Regions from separate parts of the Mus musculus genome. Here region 2 is linked to region 1. A link is a loop called in an ENCODE intact Hi-C map of the cell type or tissue named here. Cell type or tissue: left cerebral cortex. All regions are shown on one strand. Links, peaks and the distances in the headings refer to the core of each region. The heading gives the core; the rest is flanking DNA. Region 1 overlaps Slc4a8 (solute carrier family 4 (anion exchanger), member 8). Region 2 holds the start of Acvr1b (activin A receptor, type 1B).

The links. Peaks named below come from ENCODE experiments on the same cell type or tissue, not always from the same donor. Only the 100,000 strongest peaks of a DNase experiment are listed, where the experiment ranks them.
Region 2: it touches region 1 in a loop (5-fold over the local background); 2 of 42 quality-filtered maps call a loop at or near these places.

Annotation. Positions count from the first base shown.
Region 1 is chr15:100,780,032-100,788,031 of GRCm38, reverse strand. Slc4a8 (solute carrier family 4 (anion exchanger), member 8) reads right to left here. Exons shown (of 25, transcript NM_021530.2): 3 at 4,937-5,086; 4 at 4,110-4,245; 5 at 3,157-3,317; 6 at 680-868. Among named protein-coding and RNA genes, the nearest start is that of Gm52175, 18 kb to the right of the region's middle. In left cerebral cortex, for the core only: a CTCF peak has its summit at 4,606 (motif pointing left); DNase peaks (open chromatin) are centred at 4,249, 7,275 and 7,882; H3K27ac peaks cover 664 bases.
Region 2 is chr15:101,166,350-101,182,421 of GRCm38, reverse strand. It overlaps Acvr1b (activin A receptor, type 1B), which reads right to left and starts at 8,350. Exons shown (of 9, transcript NM_007395.4): 1 at 8,187-8,350. The coding sequence starts at 8,277. In left cerebral cortex, for the core only: no CTCF peak of the experiment used is centred there; DNase peaks (open chromatin) are centred at 7,264, 7,640, 7,846, 8,503 and 3 more places; H3K4me3 peaks cover 4,253 bases; H3K27ac peaks cover 3,524 bases.

The DNA.
Region 1 (8,000 bases), core at 1-8,000:
CGCACTTAATGGTAAGCAAGAGGCCTAGCTACTCCCTCCATCTTCTTTAGCAGTCAAGGCCTCTCTCTCATTTCTCTATAGCTGCGGTGACCTTTAGCCAGAAGTGCATGTGGACCTCTACAGAAAGCTTACAGAAGAAACAGGTTCCCAAAGAGGTCTGTACTCTCTAACTTAGTAAACACAGAGACTAGAATATAATACAGACAAGGCTCTGCCAAGCCACGGGGAGGTAGCCATTAGCAGCTGAAGAGTTTGCAACCCACCTGCACCTGGGATCAGACTTTAGACTTAAGTGAATGCCTGGAAATCCCATAACAAAGGAAGGACAGTCCTGCTATGGTCTTTATTAACTTGACATGTGAAGGGCTGTAAGAGATGTCCAGGGCCACAGACTCTGCAGACGGCAGAGCCAAGAGCACAAGCACAGAAGCCTGTCTATGCTACAGCATTCTGTGTCTGAGCCAAGACGTTTGCTAATTGAAAAAGGCTGCTTCTTCTGCCCCAGATGAGCATCAGTGTGGGCACTGGGCACTCTCCTCACAGCTGCTCCCTTTCTGAGAGCACAAGTGGGAGACGGTACCAGTCCCGGGCCACCCTGCTTACCACCCACCAAAGAGATGTAGTGCGGAGCAGCAGCACCAACAAAACAAACCGCAAGCGCCCCCAAAGGCCCCCTCACCATCTCTGTCCATGGAGTGCGGGTCAGACTGCTTCTTGCCAACCTCAGCGAAGGAGCGGACGATGGGGATGAGGTTGTTCCTCCTCCTCTCGTTCTGGTGGTGGTGCTTCTTCAGCAGGGCTTCCCGCACTTTAACCCTCACGCTGTCGCTCAGGTCTCGGAGCAGCTCCTGCTGGTCCAGGATCAGGTCTAAAAGCAGAGTCCAACCAACACTCAGGAACAGAGGACCCGCATCAGGTGCTCGGGGAAGGAGCAGCGGGTGGCGGCAAGCTGCTCCACCCTCTACTACTAGTTTTATTTTTCCTTTCCCTCTTAAAATTCCCCAAAAGAAAAGAAAATCCTCAATCAAAAAGGACCTGTAGCCGGGCGTGGTGGCACATGCCTTTAATCCCAGCACTTGGGAGGCAGAGGCAGGCGGATTTCTGAGTTCGAGGCCAGCCTGGTCTACAGAGTGAATTCCAGGACAGCCAGGGCTACACAGAGAAACGCTGTCTCAAAAAACAAAAAACAAAAAAGCACCTGTAGCTCCCGGAAGCTGGAAGCTGGAGAAACGTTCCTGTTGTGGGCCTTTGAGGAATGCAGCCCAAACTAAACTCATTTCAGATTTCTGACTTCCAAACTTACTGATTGGTTCACTGGTTTTATTTTGAGACAAGACTTTGCTACAAGCCCAGGCTAGTGTTGAACCTCATCTACCTGCCTTAACCTCTGGATGCTGGGATCACGGGCACGAGCCACCACACGGATGGAGATGTATCCCAGCAGTCCTAGGAGGGTAACACAGGTTTGGTGGCTGTTGTCCGATTTTTGTGACACTGCTGAGTGGCCCTCAGTCTCCAAGGGTGATACTTTTCTTTCACCCAACCTATGACCCCTGAGCCAGCTTCAGACAGGTGGAGTCCCCACCCCCACTGCTGACCACAATAACCTGAACCACCTTTAGAAGACCTAGGGGCACATTTCAGTTCAGATCTGTCTCTCAAGTGTCATGGCAGCTCCAATTACACACAGACACTGCCATCTGGATGCCACCAGGTTGTTACCATCAATTCTACCTCCCGAGCTGCATTGGAAACAGTGCCCTTCCGCCACTGCCCCATGCAGGCAGCGCTCTGCCTCCTCTCTTCCCATGGCCTGACGTATTAACTCAGCCTCCATCATTCTTACAGCTGCCCTGCCAAGGCTTGGCTGAGGTCTCATTGTTGAGGGCTGTAGGGCACTAATTCCCAGGGATTCCTCTATCCAAAACACGGCACACACTTTCTTAGGAACTTCGCAGGCTCTTAGACACGTATGTAGTTACAAGTCAGTGAAAGACAGTTGTGACCCTTTTGGAACACAGTTCAAGGATGGAGCAGTGTGAGGAGACTTCTGAGTGCTTATGGAAAAAAAAAAAAAAAAAAAAAAAAAAAAAACTCCAAAAAACCATGTCCTGTGACCTCAGTTTCTTCAAACGCAGTGTGGGGATGTGCTTCCACGCCCTGCCAGGTGTAGTGGACAGCACTGAGTTCACTTCGATTATACCTGGCTATTGCTATTTGTTTATAAGCCTCCACAAAAAACCCCCCAAAAAAACAAAAAACGATTTTTGCTACGTGCGGCTTGCCTGCCCGGTGCAAAGGCTTAGCTGGCGCCACGTGCAGCTCAGACTTGGCGAGACACACTTTACTCGTGTGACGCCCTTTAACCCTCAGCATCATACAAACTGTATGGCCTCTCTGATGCTCATTTATGGCCTCCAATCCCCCCAGGTTCCGCTGCCTCGGCAGCCGTGAACAGGGCACTGACAGAGAACTTTTTTTTTAATCCCACTTTCCCCACAGTGGGTGGCACACCCAGGCACCACCTTTCAAAGGAGTCGACACAGGATTCCATCAGGACTGGCCTCGGTCCCCAGGTCCCCCTCCTCAGAGAGGCAGAATCACCTAGACACTTGTGCTTTCCAATGCTGCTCCCCAAACATGGTAACTTAACATCTGCTCACACCAGACTGGCCACCCCGCACCCCATGCTGAAGTGTGGGATGCCATGGCTCACCTCCTGTATCTCTTCTAGAGGAAGAGTGTGTGCTTTTAAATCTTTACTTTTTAAAAGGTATTATTACTATCACCACCACTACTGTGTGCGTGTGTGCGCGTGTATGTGATGAAAGGAAGTGCCATGGTGAGCTCGTGGAGGTCAGAGCACGGCTTCCGGAAGTTGGTCCTTCCATCACCGATTCCTGGGATGGCACTAAGGCCGCCTGCCCAGCTGGCACGGCAAACACCGCCTCAATGACCCTTTAACTTTCTTCCTTTCTGGCTTCAACGTTCTGTTTTGTTTTGCTTGAGATAAAGTATCACTGTAGAGTTCAGACCTCAAAGCTGGCATTCTGCTCTCCAGCCTCCTAATGACAGGTTACGGGTGTGAGCCAGAATGCTTGGCTCTCATACTTCCGAGTTTACGCCCAACTCCTCTGCCCATCGTTTGCCCCATACCTGAGATCTCCTCTATGCTACTTGCACGCATGTCCAGAAGCACAGAGCCGTTGATGAGGCAGCTCCTCAGCTCAAACAGGCTGTGCAGAGAGAGCGTGGCCACGTAAGGCTTGCTCCAGCGCTCTCCCCCGTCCTCCACATCCTCTTCAAACTTCAGCCACCTGCAAATATTGCCAACATGAGATGTCAGAGACAGAGGGTGGGGTCTGCAAGAGGGCAAAACCTGAACTGTCACGCTGAACACTAACTCCCAATCTAATGCTCAGACACAGAGTAAGTGGGAAAAGCAAGCTGTGGTACAGTGCAAATCTCACCCGTTTTTATTCTGAGACAAACATAAAATTACAAACACATATATGTCTAAGACCCAAATACATTCCTAGTTTTATCCTTGGGACAGTAGGATTGAAGGACACTGCCACTTTCTTTTGCTTAATTTGTTTTAAAATTTTTTAATATTTATTTTTATTGTATGTGCATTGGTGTCTTGTCTGCATGTATCCGTATGACGGTGTCAGGCAGTGAGATGCCATGTGGGCTCTGGGAATCAAACCTGGGTCTTCTAGAAGTACAGTCAGTGCTCCCAACCACTGAGCCAAGTTCTCTAGCCCCTTAAAAATCTTTAGTTATAAAACTGTCTATAATAAGGATAATTCTTAAAATTCTACATCATTAGGACACAGTGATACCACATTCAAAAAACAACAACATTTTTATCAGTGCTTTGTGTGACTTCAGAAACCCACGGAGACAAACAGGGAAGACTCACTGCCAACTGGCCTGTTTAACTCTGCCACGGAAAATGTCCACAACAGTGCATGCATTGACCCTGCACCACGGAGAGCTGGAGCCAGGCTTACTGGTAACCACGTTACCAAGAAGAGACAAGAGGCAAGCAGGTCTGGCCTGCTGAGAGGCCTGCTGCAGCAGGCAGGTGTCTGCCCCACACTCACCTGGCCGTCTCCTTCCACTCAGCATCTTCCCCCTCTTTCATACAGATCTCGTCCAGCTCTGTGAAGAGCTCATGAGGCACATGTTCTTCATCTTCCTCAGTGCCAAGAATGAACTGAACACGCTGAGACGGGGTGTCTAGGAAACCAACCGGAGAGAGAAACGTCTGCATGTGTACCAGCCTCCAAATCAGAACAAAAATAGCATTCTGCCTAGCAGCTTGGGGGTATATAGAAGATGCCCTGAATACAGGTTTAAACATTCCTTTTTCTTAGAGGAAAGGCTCTCCTGTGGAAGCATGGCCACAAGGGAGCAGAGCTGTCAACTGAGACCACTCGCAGAAGTCCCATGAGAACCTAGAAACCAGGGCTGGAGAGAAGGCTCGGTGGCTAAAAGCACTGGCCATTCTTCTAGAGACCTGGGTTCAGTTCCAAGCGCCCACATGGCAGCTCACACCTGTAACTCCAGTCCCAGGGGATCTGGCGCCCTCTTCTGGCCTCCAAGGGCACTAGGCACGCACGTGGCACACAGACATGCATGTAGGCAAAATACCTGAGCACATAAACAGGTGGTGTTGTGTTTATAGTTTTCTAGAGATCTGACAAATTTCAGTAAAAAGAAATGGCTAATTCTCTAGCGAATGAATTCTGACACTGTTGATTGGGGTGCTGAAATGTAAATTTTCAGGAAGGCATTTTTAATCCTTAGAAGCACTCCTTCCTATTGGAAACCCCAGACAATGACTTTACGTGGCTATGCTCCTCCTGCATTTCCCACGCCTCACCACCTCTCCCCACAATGGGCCTCTGTCCTCCCTCCAGGGTGTTACCGTGGGCCAAGGCTTCCAAGCCCTCCTCGCCCTGGCTGGCTCCTTTGCCCCGCCCTCCTCGTCTCCGGTGCTTCTGGCCATGAGTGCGGTGGTGCCGATGGCTCTGCCTCCCCAGCGGCATCCGAACCCCCACATACAGAGTTCTATGACCTGGATGGAAGCAGAAGACTCAGAGAGAATTCCTTCCACAAAAGGGTGTGGCATAATTAAGAGCAAAAAGATCACAGGTTTTTTTATTGGTCACTTCTGGAATGTTTAAACTTCATAGACAACTCCACCCAGGAGCTGTGTCTTCCTTTGTCCTGCACTAGGCTGAAACCTCAAAAGATATTGTGACAATCAAACTGAAGAATGTGTGCTTCATTATGCATACCTGCTACCTATGAGAAACTGCATGATGGCTGGGACTCGTGGGGAGGTCAAGGGAGCAGGGCTTGGGAAGGGGGTGGGGCAGCAGAACAGATGAGCATGCACAAGGGAAAGGGGAGAGGGAAGAGGTGAAGGAGGGAGAGGGAAGGAGGGAAGGGGAGAGGGAGGGAGAAGAAAGGTGAGAGGGAAGCCGACGTACAAACTATGAATATATGTTACTTATTGCTATCACAAGGGTAATGAGAGTGATACTTGAAGAAGCAATTCCTATATGGTAATTGTGGCAGGTCTTGGCAGAGAGGTAATTTAGAAAAGTGGTTAAGGGCAGTTAAGGTTCCAGTCAGCTTGTCCTGGGTTCGAAACTCCATTTCATCACTAGCCGTATGACATAAACAAGTCATCTATTCTCTCTAGCTTCTTTGTTAATTGTTTTGGTTTTTGGCTTTCTCTGCATAGTTCTGGCTGTCCTGGAACCCACTCTGTAGACCAGGCTGGCCTCAAACTCAGATCAGCTTATTTCTGTTTCCTGAGTGCTGGGACTAAAGGCGTGCACCACCACTGCCCAGCACTTGATTCATCTTCTAAAAGGAACACTAAAGCTCGTTTTTTAAACTCACAGGACAGTCAAGAGCAGTAAATAGGAAAACGTGTTCAGCACGGTGCTGGCAGACCATGCAGGGGCCCAGCTCTGCACTGGACACTACACCATCTAGACTACTGCTGACAGACACGGTAAGTCAGAAGGAATGAGGCTGGGTTTAGAGACATTAAAGATAGTGCAATGGTGGTGCACGCCTTTAATCTCAGCACTTAGGAGGCAGAGACAGGCAGATCTCTGTGAGTAGGAGGCCAGCCTGGTCTACAGAGTGAGTTTCAGGACAGTCAGGGCTACACAGAGAAACCCTGTCTCAAAAACAAAACAGGAAATCACCAATAAAACAAAAACAAACCCAGCAAACAAACAAGAACCACCTCAGGTGTGGGGACTCAGAGTTACCTCAGATTCTCCCCTCTACCCTTCTGTACCTTTCCTTCTGGGTCCTACAGGTCACAGATGTCAAACCTTTCTCTGTCCCCACTTTGATGAAGCAGGTGTCCTTTTTAACAAATTTAATACCTCAAGTAATATTACAGGTCACAGCCCAGATCATGGCTCACCACTGTGAACTTAGGACTCCAATGCTCAGCTCTCAGCCCCTTCTCCAGACGTTCCTTCCTTTACGACAAGTTCACATAGTCAACATGAAAATAAATGACCCCTGTGAGACCCAGGTGATCAGCTCAAGGGAGCTGAAAGGGTAGCCCGGCATGCTGGCCCGGAACATCTGGAGAGCAGGGTAGTCCCACATGCTGGCACGGAACATCTGGAAAACCATCCGTATGCATACCTCTGCACCTTCACCAGCCCCAGAGTAGCTGCTTTCAGCTCCATCCACCTTGCACAGCTGCTGCACGCACGTAGCCCGGCACCTTACCCTGTCTCTAACCTGGGCCAGGCCACTTGCTCTTCCTCAAATGTGTTGGGGCTTTCTACACAAGCATTCACCCAAAATTCAGGGCAAATTCCCCTGCCTCCTCAGCAGGGTTTCTGATTTCCCCTAGGAGATGTGTTGTCACCTTCCTCAAAGTTACTCAGAGCCCTTAGTTAAAGCTTTTCCCACACTTTCTCTGCCTTGCTTACAGCCCAGCAACTGCCTTACTCCCTACTGTGCACCTGTGCACTCCTTAAGGTCCTGGCTTTGATCCTCCTCCGGCACCCACACATTGCCAAGCACAGTGTCTTCCTCCCACCCCACCCCACCCAGCCCTGCCCAGAGCTGAGCACCGGATTCCAGGGCCTTGCACTTGCTCCAGATTGCTCCAGCACAAGCAAGCACTCCACCATGAAGCTAAATCCCCAACTCCTCTCCACACCCCGCACTGTCTTATGCAGCCAGCACTCCTCGCGGAGTATCTGCATTCAGCAGACAGAGTATCTCCAAGTGCCTCCCCGGGTTAGACCCTGGAGACCTGCTCAGGGTGCAGGACAACCTAAGGGTGCCTCGGATCTGAAAGGGGCAACAAAAGGACTCGATGATAAGCATGAAGTGCTTGCCAGAGCATGGGAGGAGGGGGAGGTCCTAGCTGACCCGTGGAGCACCTTCCTCTGCATTTGAAACCCTCCATCTTGGAGGGACACCCAGTAGGCCACAGAGTGAGAGAAAGGTGAGAAGCAACACGGATATTGAAGAGAGGTGAGACCTTCCGTCCCCAGGAAGTGAACTATGGGAGCCCCAAAAACTGACCTTGTACAGGATCACCCCCTCTCCAAGCATAAATAAGCTGTAAGGGTTGCCAGAGGAGCTCACAGGCACACTGAGTAGCCTGAGACACAAAGCAGACGAGGGCAGACACCTCAGGCTGTAGACTTTCCAGAAGTCAGACTTTCTGAGGAGAGCTGCCAAGTCGCCATCCTCCCTCACAAGCCGGGAGTTGCTAAGACAGCTTAGCCTCCACAGCCTCCACCCCATCATCCAATACAGTGGGGGTGGGGGGAGGCTCGGGGCTACGCTAACATTTGTCTAGTTCTCCTTTTCTTTGTAAAACAAAATAGGAACAGCAACGCCTGGAAGACTAGCGGAGACCTGTGAGCAAGTGGGGAGGCTGGGAGAATGCTCTCTGGTGGAAGTACACTCCTCCCCTCCCCCACCTCAAG
Region 2 (16,072 bases), core at 4,599-12,598, 390 kb before region 1:
AGACAAACAAATCAACTACGACACAGAGACTAATGGGGCTAAGACACAGTTCATTTGGCTGCAATAAAATGAATGTGTAATAACTCACACAGAAACCAAAGAGAGATTATGTCCAAGTAACTAAAAAATATCCATAGTGACTGGGATTTAAAAGAACAAAATACAACACAGGGCAGGAGAGCCGGCTCAGGCTCAGCGGAGGAGCCCTGGCTGCTCAGCAGAGAAGGACTTGCATTTGCTTCCTAGCACCCACGTGGCAGCTCACAACCATCCATTACTCTGGTTCCAGGGGATCCAACGACCTCTTCTGGTCTCTAACACTCGTGCAGTACATATACATACATGCAGTCAAAACACCCATACTTTAAAAAGTAAAAATATATATTTTCAAAAAAAAATCACAGAAAGACAAAATTGGAATTATTTGCCTAGGATTTTGCCAAGAGGATGGAAAAATGAGTTCAATTAATCAAATGTATATAAGCACTTAAAATACACAAGGTTCGATGTCTAGCTCAAGGACCTGTTGTCTGAATGCAGGAACAAAACCTTAAGTGATGTGAGCCTCCAGCACTCTCACAGGAGAAGGTGCACTGCTGACTGCTGACCATGGGAAAACACAGAAGTATAAAATCCCCTGGGTCACAGTACTGAGGAGGGGAGGAGGGAGGAAGCTTACCAGAAAGAACAGGGAAGGCATGGGGCCATGAAAAACACAAGGCATCCTGGGCCCACACTGAAAGGCCAGCAACAGTGCCAAGGTCCCGGCCGGCAAGAGACAAGGGGCAGCAAGAAGCCCAAGAGCAGGGCCACATCTGACTGACCATGCAAACCTGGAGGCCTAGAGCTGACCCTGGAAACATAGGAAAGCAACAGGGAGGGACAGAGGGGACAGAGGAGACAGAGCGAGTGCACGTCCACAGTAAAACCCTGCAGGGGAGGGAGCCAGAGGTGACTGCAGGGTTAGAACCCAGCAGACCCCAGCAGTCAGAGCACCAGGCGCTGGCCACTGCCTAAGCTCCCTCCACCCTCAGTGCTGAGGCTGAGAAACAAGGAGGTCTCAAAGGCTAGAGGCATTGTGCCGAGGAAGCTGCACTTCCAGCAGATTAGACTTTTATTGGTGGCTTTTATTGCCACCATCACCCGGTGAATGAGAAGGTTTGAACCCCTGCAGTTCCACTGGAATTCCAACAGGCAGAAGCAAAGTCACTTTGCCCGTAAACTGCTGAAGGGCAAGGGTGTCCCTCTTGCTTCTTCTTGGGGCCAGGCATGCCTGGACCATTAGAAACAAACTGATTTAATCTTATGTCTCGAGTGTTAAGTGCAACATACAAACACATATCAAGATAATGCCTGAGGACTTGGGGTGAAGGGGCTCCTCCACAAATTCTTAAGACACTCCTCAGCTCAATTCAACCCCAGCTAATCTGGAAAGTACACAAATCCTGTTTCCTCCATTTAACTTCCAACCTTGAACTCCAGATGATCCTCCAGCCTCAGCCTCAGCTACGAGGAAAGGTTCATGCCCCACGCCACCACACCTCGGAAAAGACTTTCCTATGTATGTCCTAGTGACAGGATGCTGAGCTCCTGGCCACATCCTGGGCTGTTTCTCTGCATTCTCCCATCGTTCCGCTGTGCCCACGGCTGTCTGATCACCACACGCGCACAAACACTTTACTCTTTACTCAGTCTCTACAGGTCTCAAGTCCACGCACAGCAAGACGGGAGCCAGCTAAGGTAGGCTTCTCTAAGATGAGGTCCCCTTCCAAGTTTAATGGTTGCTTGCAAAATCCACTGCCCAGCAAACCAGGACCCAGAGCACTGTTTTACTCTTCCTGTCAGATGAGGACCACTCTCAGCAACTCGTCTGCCTACACGTGTCTGTTGGGACAGGAAGCTCAGAACATGGGTGTTCACTTGCTTCTAAGCCAGCAGGAGCATCACCGACTTCCTTTCTGCAATGGACTGAGAATAAGCTTTAAAGGGCAAGTTCAATCATACCAAGCCCACCTGAACATCAACGCACTGAGACCTATCTGCCAAATCCCTAGGCGGTAGGGCCAACTACACCACTGTTAGACTGACTGACTGGGTACAAGTGGAGAGACAGCAGATCCCAGGGCTCTGCGTGGGAAACAGGGTGGCTGCCAAAAGCACAACCTCTTCTCTGCCGTCTAGTATCCGTCTCATTCGGCACAAGGTGGGCATTCTGAAGAAAGGCAGCTACGCTCCTAGGCCAATGCCCAGTATGGAAGGTGCTCACTAAGTATGTGCTAAAGGAATCTATGGATCACCCAAACATATTCAACATGTATATGTCTATCTACTTAGAGGACTTCTAGGTGTGTGTATTACACAATTCTGGGGTTCCAGCCCCAGCATTGCCAAAAACCAATAAAATGTCCAGATGCAGTGGCACCATTAGGGACCTTAGGGACTAGGGACATAGTCAAACTTCTCCCTGTGTGAATGAGAGAAACTGAGGTCAGACCCCAGCATCCGTATACAAGCCAGGTATGGAGGCATACGTCTGTAATCCAAGGACTGGGAGAGGATGTGGCGGGGACGACAGCCAGGTCCCGTGGGCTTGCTGGCTAGCTAGTCTATCCAAGATACCCTGTCTCCAAAAATACGGTGGACAATGACTGGGAAAAACACTTGACATCGATCTCTGGCCTCCATATAGGCATGACAAGTGTGGCAGCTCACACATGTGCACACACCAGACACAAGCACACAAAAAGGAGTCCTTAAAATTCTACATGATGCAATTTACCTCTAGGACATTTGTTTAACTACTGAAACTGATCTCCATTATTCAGACTGCATGCAAATGAATTAGCCTGCTTGCTAAAAGTTACCTGTAATCCCAAAACACAATGCTCAAAATCCTTTCCAGCCATTCGAGGATATATGCACACAATAGTAAGACCTGAGCAAGCTCGGTACACGTGCTCCCACTGGAGGTTGGTCAAGGTGACACTTGCTCCCCATTTAGGTTCTCCCACGGTAAACACAAGTCCTCTTGGCAGTCTACTTAGCACCATGCTTTTTGTTGATGGTTTTGCTATATAGAACAGTCTCCAAGCATAGTGCTGAAGTGATGTCTGGCGTTCCCAAGCACAAGAAGACAGCGATGCCTTGGGGAGAACGGTGTGTTTGGGAGCTTGATTCAGACAAGAGGTAGAGCACTGCTCTTGCTTGAGTTTCTCGGTGTGAACCAACACTATGTATTAAATAGGTGTCTTTACACAGAAACAGGGTTATCTGTTGATCAACTGATGAAACCTCTCATCAGAGGCTTGCAGGAACTAGCCCTGTACTTCCTAGAGGAGCAACGGCTCATATTATTGGTCAGCAGTGTCTGTGACCAACTTACAGAAAAAAATACCAAGCCATCTCCGAGGTTTACAGAGGATGAATAAAGCAGAGGACGGATGGCGGCTCTGGGCACGCACGAGCCCACCCTCCTCAGAGCCTCGGCTGGGAACTGTGTTTACTTAGGTTGCATTTAAGCCACGGTGATTTTAAGTTCCACAACAGCAGGGCTTTGGGAACTTTTGTTCCTCTCATTCAGTGTTATGTCCTCATGCCAGAAGCTGTTCTAGGCACACACCCAACTGAATGAACAAAGGCATCTCCTATATGTAACCAGGTAGGCATCAGAGGCCACGTGACACTTGTCATTTTCATTATGTGAAACCCAGAGGATTCAGTGGGGCAGACACAGGCTTGAGACTGGACAGAGAGACGGAAATGGGAAGAATGGCCACAAGGCCTGAATAGAGACGGACAGCATGGGTAGGATCTGTGGGGGTGGAGAATTCACTGCTAAATCAAACTTTGGTGGCTCTACACAAGGTGAAAGAGGCTGCTCTGTGGGACCACCCATGTACCTGTCCCCGTCCCCTTATCCTGATGGAAGCCAACAGGTACACAGCAGACGAGAGTGAAGATGGTGTCTTTGGAGTCCAAGCTCATGGTAAGCCACACACAGGGTAGAAACACTGAGATGAGCAGAAACAGAGAGCCCGGTATTCAAACTGGGCTCTCCATGGCGCAAGCTGAGAGAAATGCCAGTTAGACTGGCCCAAGAGCAGATACTCTAAGGCTGTGAATGAATGCCTAGTCTAGGTGGGATTGACCACTGAGAGTGCCTGCAGCTGGACCAGCACTGTAGGCTGGATGAGGAAGAGGATCTTTCTGTAAATACAGAGGAAAAGGACAAAACACCATCTTACAGCGGTGGACCCCCCCCCCCCCCCCCGTAACAGACAACATAAGAACTCAGTACAGAGAGAAGGAACCTCAGACTTATTGTTGACTGTTGTCCCAAGCTGAACTTCAGCAACACGCAAAGATTTCAAAACTAAAACACAACAGCCATACCAGTATTATAATTTAACTTGCAAAAAAAGAAAGAAAGTCAAAAGTGCCCTGGGCTGAGGGTTCCATTTCCACACAGCACCCTGTACTCCTGGGCACTTATGAGAACAGACTGCAAAACAACCAACTCATGTTCCCAGATGCAACAAGCAGCCTCCTCGACAGGACACGCTGAAAGCGATGGCGCAGGTCTCCCTTCCCTTCCCTTCCCTCCCCTCCCCTCCCCTCCCCTCCCTTCCCCTCCCCTCTCCTCTCTCTTCTCCCTCCTCCTCTCTACTGATTCTTAAATGGTAGCAAGGTTACAATTAGCTCACCGGTGGAGAATAAACCTATTTATAACACAGCAGTCCCCTGAAAGGCACAATCATCTGAGAGGGTTTCTAGAGGAAAATACGGTGCAGTTTCTCCCCCCTGCCTGAAGACTCCCAAGGGCTTTCTGGATGGAGCCTTCCTTCCATCTAACCTCCCTGTGTTCACAGCCAAGTTCTGGCCACCTCTCAGCCTCCATGTTCTTATGTAACATTTACATAGTACCATAAACACACCCAGAGTTGCATAACATTACCAACCAATAAAGCCTAAAGCAGGTCACTCCTCCAGCCTGCCTTCCATTAGATCAGGTATGCTGCTGGTGGGTGAGGAAAAAGCCTGCCAAGGGCAGAAATTAACTGGAGGAAATCTGAACCCTGGCTACCAAAAAGCAAAATCAGAAACGAGCCACACTGACATGTGGCGTGTCTATCAATCAAAGTATGTTATTCTGCCCATAAGATAAAAAGTAACCCAACATTGCTTATTCAGTGAACTCAGAAACCATGTCTAAAAATACCTCCGTGCCAACAGTGGCCTATCAGTCAGTCAGCCTCACAAATGTCCCAATCGGCGCGACACAGGGTATTTTCTCATTTCCAGAGGGACAGTTGAGGCAGTAACAGGTTAAGTTACTTGTTCAAGGGCAACCTGTATGAAACAAAGTTCCCTGAGCACAGCCTCCTCCCTCCCTCCCTCCCTCCATCTGGTTCTAACCTTTACCCAGAGTAGCCATTTTAAAGTGCTTTATCTCATCTGCCCAGGAGCTGTGTGAACAAACTAATCAGAGGCTCCCTGCCCCTCCACAGGAGTTCACTCCCCCCCCCCCCACCTCAAGTCCAAACCCACTCAATGAAGCTGTTCATAGAAATGCAAAATGTTCCTATCAGAACCTCAGATGCCTCTCTTGCTGCGATTGTCTTTAAAACATGAATGTCATGTTCTCCTGCTACTAACTTAATTTTACATTTTATAACACTAGTTAAGATTCCTAAGACAGGTCTTAAAACACACCATCTACCCAGTGGATGCTGTTTCCAGGGTAAAAATCCTTGTCCTGGCTTTTTACTAAGCCCCAGTTTTGATGAATTAGTAGACACCTATCTCTTGCTGCCCTCACATGGTGCTCACATACCAGGCCTGAGAACTGCCTTGGTCTGTCACTTCTCCAGCCCACAGGAGCTCTGTATAGGAAATGCAGGGGAGGGGAAAAAAAAAATCAACTTCTTGTTATCCCAGCCTCTACTTTCCCAGAAGTGACGTCTGACTTTAAGCCTTTTGCAACAGTGGTCTCTGTAGCATGCACTATTGGCAACTAGATGTATCCCGGAAAAAACTGCAGTGTCTGGCCAAGAAGTTTGAAGGCCTTGGAGAATGTTTGCTGGACACACAACCAAATATCCCATTTACCAAAAAAAGAGCCCAACTCCCGGTTATACCCACCCACTGCCACCCCAACAAGCATCCAGTTTGGGGAGGATACAAAAACAAACCGTGTTCAGAACCAGTTGGCTTACCAATTAAACATTCTTAACTATGCTAGCAACAAGGCAAGCCCACAGACAGACACCAAATCAGCAGGGAACTGACTGTTTCAAAATCTTGGAGATGCTAGAGGCAGGATATGAATTTCACTGGAGGGACTTAGAGATTTATTTATACACACATAACACGACAAACCTGAAGACGGAATGTCCTTATTTTTACCACCCTACTAGGGAAACAGCACTGTCACAGATCTCGAAACATGGCCCACAAGCCCCAGAGAACATTCTTATTTATGAAAATCACTCTCTCCCCACAAATGTAAGGCTGTTCATCCACCTTCGGCGGGGTTTACCAGTCTCTGCCGCCGCCGCTCAGTTACCTGTGACAGAGCAGCAGCAACACAGGGAACTCAGCACAGTGCCTAGCAGAAGCACTAGCCAGTGAACAAAGACCCCGCCGCCGACGCACAAGCCCCGCCACTCTGGAAGAACACATCAAAGACGGGGATAGTGAACTTGGTTTTGAGACTCCAAAGTAGCATGGTGTCTTCTACTGAGGGTCTGCGTTACTAAACCAAGACCCACCTGAGCATCTCGTGTGTGTGTGTGTGTGTGTGTGTGTGTGTGTGCGCGTGCAGATTAGAGCCACAGACAGACAGACAGACAGACAGACAGACAGACACACACACACACACACACACACACACACACACACACGAACTTCCATTGCTGGAAGGTTGGGGGCGGCTGAGAAGCCAAAGCAGAAGGCTTTGTACAATGGGAGCAGCAAATACAACCCCTAATTGTCTCACCATATCCATCTGTGGGTCAATAATCACTTCGATGCAACTGCCAAATATAACCTTCTTCTGTAACCCCAATGCCAAAGCACATTTGAGAATACTACCAGATGAAATATTTTAGGGTTTCACCGGCTCTTCCCAGCCTCACAAGCCTCATAAACAACACAGCCGGTGTAGTGTCCCACAGAAACGTCTCCACCTCTGTACTGGGAAAGGTGGGGGTGGGCCTGGCCACACAAGGCCCTTAAGGCTGGAAGGTAAGGGGTGTGTGTGGAGGGTGGGTGCCGGGAGGAGGGACTGTGTGTCAAGGCAAAAGTACTGACCAAGGGCCAGGGAGACGGTCCAACCGTGGGGGTCTTTAAATAATTGGGGGTGGGGGGGTTGGAAGCAGTTTTCAGGATCTCACCTGAAAAGCATCCTCGGAGTGATTAACTGAATGGGCCCCCTGGGGCGGGGTGGGGGAGGTGAGGAGGCATGCAAACACACATACACCTAGATTCAGATTAACAGCTGGGGAACTAGGTTTTCACAGGGTTGGAATGGCTCTGAGGCCAATCTCCAAAAAGGTTTAGGGGCCTGCTCGCCCCATTTCCTCCAAACAGCGTCTACAGGCATGGATATCCGAGGTGGGTGGGAGGGGGGTGCCCTGCAGAACCCAAGGAGCTGAGCGAAAGAAGGGGGAATGTGACTCCGGTGCCTAGACCATCAGGGTGGCAGGGGAAAGAGGGTAGGGGCACCCCATGATGAAGGGAGGCTTAGAGACCCCTACCCTCCTAGCCTAGGGTACGCATAGGCTCTCGGCAACAGAACACATCGGAGAAACAAGCCCCCCATCGTCGAACCCCACAATCTTGGCGGGAGAAAAGGCGCCCCCAGGAGCATCTGCTGGCAGGGAATAACCCCCCTCGCACGGACGCGCTGAAGGGCAGGAGCCAGGGACCTCCACATCTCGAGGAAGCCTGGGGTGGGAGCGGAGGGTGCAGGAGGCGCGACCCCCTGGGCGCCCCGGTCGGGCTCCGTCTGGAAGAGCGCGCGGGTCCCCAAGGCTGACCCAGCGCCACCCCGGCCCTCCGCGCCCCCCGCCCGGCCATATTGCGCGGCTGGGGAGGGGGCGCGCCCGAGCCCCACGGCGAGCGCGAGGCCTCGCCTGGCCGTCTGTATCCCGCGCCCCCCCCCCCCATCCCCGCCCCGGACTCACCCTGGATCCCCCGGGGCCCGGACCCGCCGCTGCCGGCGAGCAGGAGGACAACAAGGGGGAAGAAGGAGGAGGCTCCGGCCGACTCCGCCATAGTAACCGCCGCCGCAGCCCAGCAGCGCCCAGCGCGCGCGCGCGCCCCCGGCGCCTCTCTCCCTCCCTCCCTCCCTCCTCCCGCCCGCCCGCGCGCGCCCGGCTCCTTCGCTCCGCGCCGGCACGTGAGCTCCCGGGAGCCGGTGCGGCCGCCGCCGCGCGCGCCCCCGAAGGGCGGGGCCGGGTGCGCGCGTGCGCCCGCCTTAAAGGGGAGGGTCCCTGTTAAAGGGGCGGAGGCTCTCGCCTCGGCCAACCTCGCGCACCCGTGCGGAGCTGAGCCGAAAGCGGGGGAGGCCGGGTCCGCCGACCGACAGTCTCCCTCCTCCCTCCGCGGAGTGGCCGCGCCGGCGCCCGTCCTCCTTCCTTCCCCCAGCCCCGACCCTCCGGCCCGTTGTGTCCCGCTGGGTTCGTCGCCAGAGTCTCCTGACCGGCGTCCCCTCGAGGCTCCCTCCCGCTGCAGCGAGCTGGACACAACTACCTGTGCGAGCGAGCGTCTGTGTTTTCGAAATGTAGCTAGGCTGGCACGGCTGACAGCCTTGGTGAGGGTGCTGGCCAGGTAGAACCATTTTGGGAAACAATGTGACAGCACCTATCAGACAGCTTCACAAAACGCATTGCATTTGCCCGGCATTTCCTCCTGTCTGTCTTCAGGAAATAATGAGGCTAAATATTTACGCAAAATGTTCCCTTGCTTATTTATCATTGGAAAAAGCTGGAAACTAGAGAAGCAATCATAGAAGCTTAGATAAACTGTGGCTCACTCATGTGAAGGAGCACTAGTGATTAAAAATCGGTTTACAAAAACTAATGGCGCGAGGAAATGTTACTCCATGTTAAATGAAAATGTAAACACCAACCTTTACAATAAATTTTTGTGGATGATATGTATGCATGTATGCGTAGGAGAAAAGGGAACGATATTACTCAATATTACTACTAAGGTTTTCAGTTTGTTTTTGAGACAGAGTCTTATTATGTTGTCCAGGCTGGCCTCAAACTCACTGAGAACTGCCTGTTTCTGCTTCTCAAGTGCTGGGTCTAAAGGTGTGTGTGCCACAGAGGCAGGCTGAAATAATTTTTTGTTTCTCCTTTAAGTATTCCAGTAACTTCTAAATAGTTTCCAGATAAACATTACTTTCAAACCTAGTAGGAAATACTTATAAAAGGCAAATGATCCCGTATCTTTCTGAAGAGCTCACAAGAGACTTTGGGATCTGTATTCTGCTTCTGATAACCAACTAGGAGAAAACAGGCAACATCTTAGCCTTTCAAAGTCATAGATAGTTTCATGTGTGAGACCAAGGGATAGAGAAGACCGTCAAGAAGGAGGGAGGGAGGAGAGGCAGGCAGATCTCTTGAGTTCTGGGACAGTGTGGTCTACAGAGTGAGTCCCAGAAGAGCCAGGACTACTCAGAGAAACCTGTCTCAAAAACAAACAAACAAACAAAAAACCCAAACCAACCAACAAACAAACAAAGGTGGGGGGCGCTGTTCTGACATCTTACCTTATAATTGTCTCCAACACAAAGAACCCAAGGAAAACAGGACTTCTGGTCTCATTCCCCAGGTACAACACACAAACACACACAAGTAGAAAGTCAAACTGGTGCTTAGTGCATAGCTGGGTAAATAAACACCACCATTTTTATTCTTTTTACCCTCAATCATGACCTGCCCCCCAAAAGTAGCCTACTTCTCCAAGTCTGTCTTACTGGTCTACCCAACTATGCTGTATCTATCCTCCTTTAGGCCCCCAGCTGTGGTCCAACAGTACTGAGGGCCACTGGACCAAAGTTGGCATTACATAACAAATTTATTCTCTGTTTACTCTGAAGCTTAGAAACCCCAAATCACTTGGCCACGTTCCATCAAACTCTTCAGAAATGACTCCTTCCCTTTGAGCTTCCGGTAGTTCCCAGAATCCTTGGTGCCCCATCTTCACATGGCAGTCTTCTCTCCCAGCCTGTGTCTCCACATCCAAGTCTGGGGAGATGGCTTAATTGGTAAAGTGCCCACTGTGTTACTACAAGGACCCAAGTCCAGATCTCCAGCACCCAGATAGAAAACAGGTGCACAGCTCACATCTGTGAGCCCTAGCAGTAGGAGGGCAGGAACAAGCAGACCCCAGAGTCTCACTGGCCAACCAAGCTTCAAGTTCAACAAAGATCTGTTCAAGGTAAGGTGGTGGGCCAGCAAGATAGCTTAGCAGGTAAAGGTGCTTGTTGCCAAACCTGATGACTGGAGTTGACACAGAGAACAGACTCCCACAGATTGTCTTCTGAGTTCTACATGTGCATCGGGACATGCATGCCTTTACTCCCAGATAGATGACAGACAGACAGACAGATGAATAGATAGATGGATGGATAGATAGGTAAAAGGTAAACAATAGATGATAGATGGATAGATAGGTAATAGGTAGATAACAGATGATGGATGATGGATGGATAGATAGATAGATAGATAGAGATAGGGTGAAGATCAATAAAAGAAGATGACCACTGTTGACCTCTGGTCTCCATGTGTGTACATGTGAGTGAGCGAGCACACCTTTACACATATCCATATAGTGCTAACAAATACAAATTATCTGTCATCAGAATAGCAATGGTCATTTTTCAGGGCCCTCCCTGATCCAGTATGAATCCAAGTCCTTCTGTCCTTCTTTCTTCCTGCTCTTTTATTTGTTTGTTTTTCTTTTTTCTTTTTTTTCAGATAATGGTTTTTTTTTTTTTTTTTTTTTTTTTTTTTTTTTTTTTTTTTTGTAGACTAGGCTGGCCTCGAACTCACAGAGATTCCTCCTGCCTCTGCCTCTGCCTCTGCCTCCGGGGAGCTGGGAGTAAAGGCGAGTGCTACCACCCACTCAGGCCTTTTATTTGTTTTGAAACAGGGTGTCATGTAGCCCAGGCTGGCTGTGAGCTTATTATACACAGGAGAATGGCCTTGAATCCCTGATCCCCCTGCCTCTGCAGAGGTTTGAGGTGACAGGTGTACCTGCTTAGTAATGAGAACTTGGTTATGTTGGATCTGGCTTCCAAGTAAAATGACATCCACACGTTTTGAAGGGCTAATCATTAATTCTGTGACGCCAGTACCCCTGTAATTGGGGAGGGGGACACTGAGCACCCTCTGAGGTTATCTTTCCATATGCCTTGGGTTCACAGAGGGAGTCTAGAGATACTTTACCTCTGAGCAGGAGGAAGGTCAGCCTGAGCACAGAGAACAAGGACCTCGGTGCTAGGTCCCCAGATCAACACACCCACCGCCTGCTTGTCTGAAACTTAGGGTGAGAGGTTTTGACCTCCCTAAGCCTGAATTCACTCATTTGTATGAGATCTCAGAAGGACACTGCGAGAACTGGTTAGGATATTGTATGTAAAGCACAGAAGGGTATCGACGTAAAGAGAGTAGCTGCCCTGGTTATCAAAGCTTTGTCTTCCCTACCGCCCTGCGGAGCAGCTGAGCCCTGTCCAAGTGGGCCCTGCTTGCAGATGAGGAGACTTAGAGAAGGTGCGACTTGCCCATGCTTGCCCGTAATCGGTTGTTAAAACCACAGCCCCACTCACTGCTCTTGTACTTTGTTCAAAACTGCAGCATCTCATGCTTTCCCAAGAACCAAGCTGAAGATGAAAAATGAGATTTGCTGGGGTGGGGAGAAGGGATAATTCTGTTTCTCACACCCTGTTGTGAGGGTGTGAGATATCTTGTCCAGTCAGAGCTCCTAGGTGAGGCATCTATCTACCTTCCCTCTTAGGCCCTGAGCTTCAGGAAGGCACACTGTCTGGCTCACACCCATGATCCTGTGCTCCTTTCTGTGACCAGGCCCAAGAACACCTCTTTCTAGAGCTCCTCGCCATGGCTAAAGACTCAGCGATGTGGCCTTAATAAGAAAATGCTTGTATTTTGTGGTGTCATGTGACATTCGTGTAGACACATATACTGTGTATGACCAAGTCAGGGTAAACATATCTTCTCAGACATCCTGTCTTGACTGTAAAGCCTTCAGACACTGTTCCCCTGGCTTTTCTGGACTGTAGAAATTCTCATTTTCTATAGTCATTTTCTCGTGCAGCAACACACTGAAGCTTCTCTTTATCTAGCTGGAACTTCCTCCCGCTTATCAACCTTTCCCAGTCTCATTCTCCTTCCCTCTCTCCACAGCCCCTGTGTGATGGTTTGTACATGTGAAGTGCCTGTGAAGTGGCACTATAGAAGGTGTGGCCCTGTTGAAGTAGGTCTGTCACTGAAAGTGTGGGCCATCAGACCCTCATCCTAGCTGCCTGGAAGCTAGTGTTCTGCTAGCAGCCTTCAGGTGAAGATGTAGAACTCTCAGCTCCTCCTGCCTCATGCCTTGCCTGGATGCTGTCATGCTCTGCTTGATGATATTGGACTAAATCGCTGAACCTGTAAGCCAGCCCCAATTACATGTTGTCCTTTATAAGAGTTGCCTTGGTCATGGTGTCTGTTCACAGAAGTAAACCCTAACTAACTAAGACACTCTGTTAGTGATGCTCTACTAAAGTTCTTTAAACTGCAGGCTCGATCCCTCCACACCCTATGAACTTCTCCACTATTGTGCCCCTTTCTTATACAATCCCTCGGACCTCCTAGAAGTCATTCTCCCAGAAAAAAAAAGCCCTTCCTCCCTGTGCTCCAGGGGCTAGGTCACACAGTGTTACTGCTTCCATCCTGGTCACAAGGCACCGAGACACCATGGCGAGGACTCATCTCAGTTTCCCTACAGAGCTGAGCCCCAGGCAGCAGCCAGTTCTACCTATATTCTATGAGCACTTACAGAGTGCCAAGTATACCAGACACAACATATACACATGGCTGAATCTTGGTTCCTGGATTTCATGAAGCCTGTCCTCCTATGCAGACAAGCGTGAAAGAAAGACAATAATGACTTGGGGACACTGTGGCACAATCAACAGAGTCAGACTCACTGGGGCAGAGACTTGGGGGACTCCACCCTACAGGAAACAGCTGAAGAATTAGGTGTGACCGGGAACAGGCCATGCTACAGTTGATTCTTGGATGACCAGTGCTCCTCAGACATACAGGTCTCTGTGTATGGGACAGGGTTAAGAAGGTGGCTCCGTAGTTAAGAGTATTTTTTTTTTTCTTGCAAAGGCTCCAGATTCAGTTCCAAGCACCCACATCTGGTAGCTCACATCCACTTGTAATATAACTATGGGAGATCTAATTCCTTCTCTGGCTTCATCACGTACCAGGCACACATGTGATACACATACATGCATACAAGCACTCATACATGCACATAAAATACATCTTTTTAAATTTTTTTTAAAAAAAGAGGACCACTTTGCTAATCCAAATAAACTAAAACTTGATACAGAAGTCAAATCATGGGAACGCTGACAACAAGGAGCCTGAGAGGAGGTTGTTTCGATAGCCTAGACAGGAGAGAAAGAAGAGCAGACCCCAGGCAGCCACAGCCAACAGGGAAATGGATTCAAGAGGTGGAGGCAAGATTGGTTGATGTGGCATGTGAGGGAGAAGATTGCCTGGTAGGACTCCTGGGTAACTTGACACAGATAACTGGTACCTAGTGTAGGAAGGATGTGTATGGGCAGAGAGACATGAGATCCCCATCATGGATTGGGGCACCCTGACTTAAATAGGCATCATGTACGTGAGCCACGAAGAGGTGGCTCTGGAAGCCTGGAGCACAGCGTAAGGTGTTCATACAGCTCAAGGGAGCACTGGAAGTCAAAAGCGCAGCAACATGGCAGTAAGAGAGACTCACAGAAGTGGAAAAAGAATCTGGAGAGAACAGAATCATAGAGATCATCATAGGCAAGAGAGGCGTCTAGGATCTAATTGGAAGTGAGGTGAGGGTTGGGGTCTTCTGGGTTTGAGGTGTAAACCGTTGATGGCTTCTGCCTGAGTTGACTGGAGGTAGAATGAGGGGTTTCCTGTGAATGGGGGCAGACTTTAGGGTAATTTTTCTCTTTAAAAGAAGTTGGCTTAAAAAAAACAACTCCCAATATTCAGTAAACCAGCAAGAAAGGGGAAAAAAAATACCAAGAACAAGGTGGACCGTGGCTCAGTGGTAGAGCATTCGCCCAGCAAGCCCTGGGGTCCATGTCTAGCTGCTTGCACTAATTGAAACATATCTTCCCGGGAGGAGGGAGGAGCCTCAGGAAGCTTCAAAATCTGGGAGATTCACAAGGCCCATCGCTGAGGTCCTATAAGCAACACACAAAGTCTGGGTGAGAGGAGCCGCTTCAGTGGAGCTGCCGCTGAGTCTGTAGGGACGTAGCTTCTGGGATGTGTCTCCTAGGCAGGAGGGGAAGTGTGCAGTGATGGATCTGCCTTTGAGTGGCCCATGCTCCTTTAAGTAGTCCCGTTAAATTCATTAGCTCACCGAGCTAGACTCGGCTGGAATCTCTCCTTTGGTCTGTCATTGCTCTATGTGTGGTGAATAGAAATAAGCTTTGTAGGAAAAGTACAGCAGCACCCGGCCGCGTAGAGCAAACACCTAAGGAGAAAGAGAGGACGCCAGGTGACTGGCTTTCACCTTGGGAGTATTTGTGCACCAAACAAACTTGGGGTCTGTTTTCTTGGAGGAGCCAAAACCCGGGTCCATCCAAACAAGAAACCCTCTGCAGCACAAAGCTCTGCCCCACAGAAGATAATAGTTAGCCTAACGACCGAGAATTCCCCCAAGACACCACAGAGAAATTGCCTGACTTGAACTTTGGCATCGGGTGGGGCAAAAATCTTCCAGGAGAATTCATAAATGCAAGCCAGCTCCATGGTATGTTTTAATGTAAAATTTTCCCTATCTAGACAGTTTGGGAGATCACTCGCTATTTAGATTCAAGTAACCTCGGCCACGCGTGGTATTATAGAAAAGAAAGTAAGAAATCATCATGAGAGGTGTCACCCCATGACTACAGGAGATTCTTTAGTTAGCGTTCCAATAAATATGCAGCCAAAAAAGACACAACCAGATAGAACTTAAAGGAAAGTAAATCAACTTAGAACTGTCTATTCATACAAAATGTCTCTTTAAAAGGAGTCAGACAGAAAGAGTAAGTCATTGCGGACTTCATGCACGCCTTACAGAGTCACAGATCCACTCATAGAAAAGGATTGTACAACTTCCAGGTTAAGAGAAGAGGAAACAGGATGGAAAAGCACAAGGAAGTAAACAAGTAAACGAAAACAACAATAGTAATAAGCAATAAATAGAACATAATGAGTAGAAAATAAATTCAGATATGTGCACGATTATAATAAATGTAAGTGAACCAAATAATCCAACTTAAAAATAGTGACTAAATAGGAGGGGAGAAAAGGATTTCAGATACTCCAGGTGAAAGGAATGACCTTATTTTGTTCTGTTGCTTGACCAAGCGCAGAGAGATTCTAACTCACCTCTCGTGAAGGAGCCAATAGGAGTTCAAAGGCACAGGAAGCTGAAGGAGCAAAGGAGAGTCAGGACCAAGAAGAGGTGAAGAAGGTAGGCTTGAGATGAAAGGGTACAGGGGCTGGCTTTGGCCTGTGGGGAGAATGTTATTATTTCAGAGACAGGAAAGAGAAGGTGAGCAAAGAGAAAATGTGTAAGCACAGGAGATTATCTTAATGTCCCCAGTCAAGAGACAGTCACTTTGATGTCATTTCCTCACAAGGCTTATGGTGGAGGGTATGCTTGGAGAAAGTGTTAATAATGTAAAATAAATTCACAGAACTATGACAGAGGTGATAATATGTACTGATATGGAGACAGTGAGACTGGCAGCCAGGGACTCAGAAAACCAGAAAGA